Regions from separate parts of the Homo sapiens genome. Here region 1 is linked to region 2. A link is a contact called in ENCODE Hi-C data. All regions are on one chromosome and are shown on one strand. The core of a region is the stretch at or near the end of the contact, and the rest is flanking DNA. Distances in the headings are between cores, read along the strand shown. Region 1 overlaps LOC101929154 (a long non-coding RNA gene). Region 2 has its middle 22 kb from the start of F2R.

Evidence for each region. Hi-C counts contacts between places; a loop is a spot of excess contacts on that map. Pooled maps may share reads with other maps.
Region 1: a loop to region 2 is called in a pooled map, with 21 times the contacts of the local background. The contact joins two enhancer-like sites. A Hi-C loop is called at or near these places in 2 of 37 single-sample maps with no recorded cell type and 4 of 50 pooled maps.

Annotation. Positions count from the first base shown.
Region 1 is chr5:77,933,956-77,937,740 of GRCh38, reverse strand. The region is part of intron 1 of LOC101929154 (a long non-coding RNA gene); the gene reads right to left. Among named protein-coding and RNA genes, the nearest start is that of TBCA, 160 kb to the right of the region's middle. RefSeq lists silencers at 444-613, 2,534-2,708. Within about 2 kb of position 1,585, at least 3 of the 41 ENCODE cell types and tissues checked have a DNase peak (open chromatin) inside an H3K27ac peak, as active enhancers do.
Region 2 is chr5:76,736,393-76,740,642 of GRCh38, reverse strand. No RefSeq gene overlaps it. Among named protein-coding and RNA genes, the nearest start is that of F2R, 22 kb to the right of the region's middle. RefSeq lists enhancers at 1,224-1,293, 1,394-1,723. Within about 2 kb of position 1,707, at least 15 of the 41 ENCODE cell types and tissues checked have a DNase peak (open chromatin) inside an H3K27ac peak, as active enhancers do.

The sequences.
Region 1 (3,785 bases), core at 336-2,835, 1.2 Mb before region 2:
TAGAAGCCCTTCCTGGCCTGTCAAAAGACCGGCATTCTCCCCTCAGAATGAACTTCTTTGTTTCGTTTTGAAAGTTTCTGTTCTTTCATAAGTCACTTAATCTTCCTGAGGCTGTTTTTCCCCTGAGAAATGCTAATTAGATTTTCATGTGCTTTATAATTTATTATTATTTTTCATTAAGGTAAAATTCATATAACAAAATTTACCACTTTGAAGTGTACAATTCAGTGGCATTTAGTACACTTACAATGTTGGGCAAGAGCCACCTCTATCTAGTTCCAAAACATTTTTATCACCCCAAAAGAAAACCCTGTACTAAGCAGTCACCCCCTCTTCCTGCTTCTTCCTAGCCTCTGGCTACCACCAATCTGCTTTCTGCCTCTATGGATTGACCTACTTTGAGTATTTCATATAAATGGGATCATATAATATGTGATCTTGTGTGTCTTGCTTCTTTCACTTAGCATAATGTTTTCTGGGTTCAGCCACACTGTAGCATGTTTCAATACTTTGTTCCTCTTTTTTCTGAGACGGAGTCTCACTTTGTTGCCCAGGCTGGAGTGCAGTGGCACAATCTCGGCTCACTGCAACCTCCACCTTTCAGGTTCAAGCAACTCTCCTGCCTCAGCCTCCAAGTAGCTGGGATTGCAGGTGCACGCCACCACCTCACCCAGCTAATGTTTATATTTTTTAGCAGAGACAGGGTTTCACCATGTTGGCCAAGCTAGTCTTGAACTCCTAACCGCAAATCATCTGCCAGTCTCAGCCTCCCAAAATGCTGAAATTACAGGCATGAGCCACTGCGCCTGGCCCATTCCTCTTTATGGTTGACAAATATCCTATTGTCTGGATATACCACATTTTGTTTATCCATTCGTCTGTTGCTAGAGATTTTGGTGTTTTCACCTTTTGGCTATTGTGAATAGTGCTGATAGAAACATTCATGTACAAGTATTAGTTTGAGTAACTATCTTCATAATTTATTATTTTTAAATGTACCACCTCATTTGTTTTTCAAGTTAGGTTGAGAACAAGAAGTATTTTACTGACAAAAAACAAGCTCAGAGTGATTTGCTCAAGATTTCAAAGGTAGTAAGCAACCAAGAAAGTCAAAACTCCTGACAGAAACTCCAGTGCCCTTTCAACTTATACCACAGCTGTCTCAGCTGGCTTGAGAGTCAAAAAGGAGAATGTCTGCAAAAATGATTAGCAGGCTGTAAAGCACTGTGTATATAAGGTGGTGTTCGTAGTTAGTCTTTGATATGCCAACTGACGCTATGGGAGCAGTTTCCCTAGCGGGAGGTCAGCATGTGCTGTCTCTATTATGGCCAGAAGAGAGATTTTAGAATTGCAAAAGGTATAACAGAGTGGTTGGACACCAGCAAAGGAGTTTGACAAGGCTGTCACATCTGTTCAATATTTCTACTGAAATAATCATGGGTATTGCTGTTGATGGTTACCATAGTGGTATTAAGGTTGGCAGAAGGAGATGATGTAATCTCGAGTATGCTGATGACATCCTGGCTGCTGAGTCTGTGGTTTCTGCACCAGAAGAGCTGGCGCCTTGGACTGGGGATGATTTAGACGCCGATACTGGCAGCTGAGAAGCAGAATATTTTAGCAGCAGCACAAACTGGAAGTGAATAAGAAAAGCAAGTGAAGGGTTACGCTGCCATAGTTTATGATAGGTAGTGAGAGCCACAACCCTCTCGCCTGTAAAAGAGGAGAGCAAATGGCCTAGTAAGCATTCATGAGGGGTGATCCAGAGCATAAAATGTCGCTGTGGCCTCACCCTATCTTGCCATAGACCTTTTCTTGGTTCTAATTTAGACCCAGTGTCTGATTAGTATGAAATAGCTGTTAGCTGAGCCTCAATTTGCAGACTTTTACCAAAGGAAGAGATGAAGAGCAACATGGAAGTGTGGCTACTGTCAAGCTGAGTTAAACCCAGAGTGATGACGACAATATCTTGGTGAAGGAGAAGAATGACAACAGGCTGAAAGAAAGCATCATCTGTTTCCAGAATCCTGGAACACTTCCTGCTGAAATAACTCATTCTGTGTGTCTTCATTTTCTGACAAGCAAATCTTGAAGAACAGAACTGGCATTCGTCAGGGCAAACACTAGAAGTATGCGGGTCTCCAGAAGGATCTGTGACAGGGCTTGTGAAAACTGTGTTTTTGAAGAATTCATCGTCATGTGAAAGTTCTTAGAATCTTCTTTGAAATAAAAATAGATCTTTATACCAAAATGTTCTTATGATTTTGAAAATAACACCCACTCATTGCTGAAACGTACTGAAATATGTGAAAGATAAGAGGAACAAATCATGCTATTTTCACAATTAAGAAATAATTAATGTTATGCCTTATTTTTTTCCAATATTTTATCTGTCTACATTTATTTTCTATGTATTTGGGAACCTACTTTATGTTCAATTGGTTTTCTGCTTTTAAAAATTTCACGTTTGTACATGGTATATTTCTGGCTGCTTCTCTGGATCCAAGGGTCATTCTGGGCTTTGGATTTCCTGTAGAATGGCTGTAATATTCCAGTTAGAGCCGAGGAAACTCGAAGCCTGGACTTGTCCATTCTATTAAGATAGGACATGAGGCCCGGCGCAGCGGCTCACGCCTGTAATTCCAGCACTTTGGGAGGCCGAGGTGGGTGGATCACTTGAGATCGGGAGTTCAAGACCAGCCTGGCCCCGTCTCTACTAAAAATACACAAATCAGCTAGGCATAGTGGTGGTCACTTGTAATCCCAGCTACTCAGGAGGCTGAGACAGGGGAATCACTGGAACCTGAGAGGTGGACTTCGCAGTGAGCCGAGATCTCCCCACTGCACTCCAGCCTGGGCAGCAGAGCGAGACTCCATCTCAAAAACAAAACAAAACAAAAAAGATAGGACATGACAGATTCAAGAAAACCACTCTCTCTGGTATAGTTCAAAGTTGTTGATTTTCCTTGAATACGTAATATGGTGGTGAGCCTGTGGGAAACTTCTTCGGAAACTTCCATCGGAAAGGCAGATTCTGCTTTGCAAATGTACCCTCGAGATTACCATGGGAAGATTAAAATGTGGGTATCCTCATAGTGTGGTGGAAACCTAATGTCCAGGGTGGAGAGGGATAGAGAAATAGGACAAAAAACCAGACTGCGGTTAGGCCTAGAAATTGCTCTGGAATGCCTTTCCATTTCTTTCTGCTTATCCAGCCCCTATTCAGGCTTCCAGGTTCAATTTGAGTCCCATCTCCTATAAAGCCTTTTCCAGTTAATCTCCCTTTTCTCACCTCAGATATTATTATTATTTCCTTTTTCAGTTCAAGTGTATTAATCCTGCCACGATGATACCTGATCATATTTTCTGGAGTCCATATATTGAAACATTAAAATTAAATTAATCAACATTTAATTAACAAATCAAAATTAACAAATATTTATTGAGTACCTACTGTGTATAAAGAACTGTTTTAAACACAAGTGAGGTAGAGCAGAGTAGGAGGAGGCGTAAAGATAGAGTAGGAGGAGGCGTAACAGCAGGCTCCTAACTTCAAGTATCTTACAGATTGAGCCATTTGTAGTTAATTCAGTCCCATTCTGGGAGAAAAATATATGTGGTGTATGAGTGGTGGTGGCGGCGGTGGTGGTGTGTGTACAAGTGGTGTGTTCGTGTATGTGTGTGTGTGTGGTGGTGGTAGTGGTGGTATGTGTTTGTATGGTGTGTTTGTGTGTGTGGTGGTGGTGGTGGTGTGTGTGTGTGGTGTGTTTGTGTGTGTGTGTGGT
Region 2 (4,250 bases), core at 458-2,957:
ACAGGCATGAGCTACCACACCACCAGGAACAAAATGACTTTAAATAATTGCCCACAGGCATGGGGGGTGGTGGGTAGGGGGAGGGTATGTGCCGGGGGTGTGACTGAAGTCCTCTACTCCCGTCTCTCTGGGCCTAATAAATTTTGCACACCTCACATAGCTCAGACTGCTGAGGGATTTTTCTTTTCTTAGTATCAACCCTGGTTTACACATCAGAATCTTCTGAGGAGCTTGAAAACAATATCAATGTCCAGGCCTCGCCCCCAGAGATTGGCACTGGAATTGTTTAGAAGCTCTCCAGTGATTCTATGCGCAACCAGAGTTGAGAACTGATTTAGTTTCTTTTCTTTTCTTTCTTTCTTTTCTTTTTTTTTTTTTTTTGAGACAGAGTCTCGTTCTGTTGCCCAGGCTGGAGTGCAGTGGTGCCATCTCGGCTCAGTGCAGCGTCTGCCTCCCGGGTTCCAGCAATTCTCCTGCCTCAGCCACCCGGGTAGCTGGATTACAGGCACGTGCCACCATGTCTGACTAATTTTTGTATTTTTAGTAGAGACAGGGTTTCACCATGTTGGCCAGCCTGGTCTCGAACTGCTGACCTCAGGTGATCCGCCCGCCTTGGCTTCCCAAAAAGCTAGGATTACAGGCATGAGCCACCAGGCCTGGCCAACTGATTTAGTTTCTAAAACTTGTTACAAGGCAGAGCTGATAAAATTCTAAATCTGAGGTCTTCAAATTTTGTGCTTCCTAACTAAACATTAAGTATTAGGATTAAATCCCAAAGCCAGTTAGCTTCTGGAGGATGGGAATATATTATTTGTCTTGTTTTTTTTAAAATATGTGTCAGCTAGTTTCAAGAGCAACTAGATATCCCAGGATAGGAAACAAAACAACAAAAATAGATATCAAATGATTATGGTTTTGCTCACGAATGCATCTCAGTATTGGACAGCCCACCCTTCGTGGTGTTTTCACTTCCTTGGATGGGTCGCATAGCAGCACACCAAAATGACCTGCAGATGTAGTCATTAAGATAGGCAAAACAGCCAGACTGGCCCTGCCACCATGCAGGCTACTATAGATGCAGCTTTCTTTTCTTTTTTTTTTTTTTGAGATGGAGTTTCGCTCTTGTCATCCAGGCTGGATGGCACAATCTCGGCTCACTGCAACCTCTGCCTCCTGGGTTCAAGCAATTCTCCTGCCTCAGCCTCCTGAGTAGCTGGGATTACAGGTGTGTGCCACCACATCTGGCTAATTTTTGTATTTTTAGTAGAGACAGGGTTTCACATGTTGGCCAGGCTGGTCTCAAACTCCCGACCTCAGGTGATCCACCCGCCTCGGCCTCACTAAAGTGCTGGGATTACAGCGGTGAGCCACCGTGCCCTGGCCAGATGCAGCTTTCAAAGCTCATCTCCTTACTGCTTATGAGTCATTTCCTGAAGTGATAAACACACAGCCTGCTGGGTTGAAACTGTACATGCTGTGTTATCTGAATTCTGAGATGCTACTGAATTTGACCTCTGGTTTTCCGTGTGTTTCCATAAGACTAGCATGCAATCAACAGTCCCCATGACAACAAACTTGGCGCTTGAGTTTCACTTTACAGGAATGCCACCATGGGTAGAATCTGCTGCTGTTCTGAATTGTCTCTTGGTCTTCTGGTCTGAAACTTTGCTCAGCAAGCACCTCTCTCTTTCCTTTACACAGCAGGTGGCTGAAAATCAGACCTCACACAGAGCTTCCTGTTCTGTGGACCACACCATACCTGATGACGTGAATCAGTATCTTTTCTTTTCTTTTTGTGACAGGGTCTCACTCTGTCACCCAGGCTGAAGTGTAGTGGCACCATCTTGGCTCATTGCAACCTCCGCCTCCCAGGCTCAAGCCATCCTCCCACCTTAGCCTCCCAAGTAGCTGGAACTACAGGCATGAGCCATCACGCTCGGCTAATTTTTGTATTTTTCGTAGAGACGGGGTTTTGCCATTTTGCCTAGGCTGGTCTCGAACTCCTGGGCTCAAACCATTCATCCGCCTTAGCCTTCCAAAGTGCTGGGATAATAGGCGTGAGCCACTGAGCCTGGATGTTGAATCAGTTTCTTGCTCCAAGACTTGGAACCCCTCAGCTCTGAAACAGCCAGAAACCCAGAGTGGTGCCTGCAGCTCTAAGCCAACTCTTTACCCCTGTTTGCTTTTATGCTTTTATAATAATTACCAGTTTATCTGTTTTCTTCAAGTCAATAAAGTTGGGACATCTTGGATAAGGGCAGTGGTTTTCAAACTTCTTTTGCTCAGAACACCTTAATACACTTAAAATTATTGAGGACCAGCAAAGAGCCTTTGTTTATGTGGGTTGCATCCATTGGTGTGCTGGAGTCAACTTGTACCTGCTCACAAGAATTCAATATTCAGGAAATTTGTCAAGCCAACTGTTAAACAGTTGGGAGCTTGAAACTGGAAAAGAAGGGAGTATTCACACCATCAAAATTGGCAAATGCTAGTTTGCCAGATCAGGCTTTTTTTCTTTTTGTGGAGATCCTGCTTAGCAGCACATCACTGACTTTTTTTCTTTTTCATTTTTTGAGACAGCCTTGCTCTGCTCTGTCGTCCAGGCTGGAGTGCAGTGATGCCATCTTGACTCACTGTAACCCTCGCCTCCCAGGCTCAAGTGATTCTCGTGCCTCAGCCTCCCAAGTAGCTGGGATTACAGATGTGCACCACCACACCCAGCTAAGTTTTTTATTTTTAGTAGAGATGGGGTTTACCTATGTTGCCCAGGCTGGTCTCGAACTCCTGGCCTCGTGATCCGCCTGGCTTGGCCTCCCAAAGTGTTGGTATTACAGGTGTGAGCTACTGCACCCTGCTGCCAATGATTTTATCTACTGATATTTTCCATATTAGACATTAAAATGGAGAACTTTTGAAAATATCTATTTCAGCTAAAAATGACAATAAGCCCATTACATGTTAAAATAAATACTATATTTTTCAAAATTTTTTCCCAAAACAATAATTTAAGGAGGAGAGTTGCATTGTTTTACATTTTTGCAATCTCTTTAATGACTGGTGTAATAGGAGACAGTCAGATTTTCGTCTCTGCTTCTGCATTCAATCTGTTGCACTTTCACATGTTGTGTAGCTTCTGGAAAACTCATCTGTCCACTTATGAGAGAAACAGACCAAAAAAGGCAAATAATATCTTGGTATTTGAAGAGAGTTTGACCTTGCAGATCTCCTGAGAGTCTCAGGAACTCTGAGAATAATTGCATTAGAGAATTTCTCCTCTCTTCTCACATTGCAGCTCACTTAACCACACCTCCTTCACAAAACACAATTAGGTTTATCCTGTGGTCAATTACTCTTCACACACATTTGGTCTAGTAGTTTCAAAAGGCATAGCCACATAACAGGCTAATTATGCCAGGAAATTACCATTGGTGAACTGTTTTTCCCCTTAATTTTCACGACAGCACCTGGCTGAAGATAAGCTGCTAATGGATGGTCCAGGCCCCAGAAACTTAAATAGCTTGGTCATCAATGCTGCTTAACCTTTTCCACTTGCTTCTGTAGCTCAACTTCCTCAAAGACATGCCAACGGCAAACAGTTTTTAAAATTTCTTAAATTCAGAAGTATAACCTAAAATTTTCCAAGTGTATATTCAATAGCCAAGCATTCCATTTCCTTAAAAATGCTATTTTTAGCTTGGTGGAAAAAACATTTTTTTTTTTTGGATACATGGTCTCACTCTGTTGCCCAGGCTGGACTGCAGTGGTGCAATCATGGCTCGCTGCAGCCTCAACCTCTTGGGCTCAGACGATCCTCCCACCTCAGCCTCCTGAGTAGCTGGGACCACAGGCATGCCATCGTGCCAGGTTAATTATTTATTTATTTTTTAATTGAGATGGCGTCTCACTATGTTGCTCAGGCTGGTCTCAACCTCCTGGTCTGAAATGATCCTCTGGCCTCAGTCTCCCAAAGTGTTGGCATTATAGGCGTGAGCCACCATGCCTGGACAAAAAAAATTTTTGTGTTAGCAAAATTTAAGGTTTTTTGAACTCAATCTATTCCTTGAAACACACGTGAAAAGTCCAGGCCTTAGAAACTTAAAAAGCTTGTGTGTTAACTTATAAAAATTCTGTATGTTAACAAAATCCTTGTTTAGTTGAAATAATTTTTTCATTGACTATGACTCTAGAAATAATTTATCAAAAATTTTTTTATTTTCAACCTTGAGAAGTACTAGTCATTTTGCTTTAAA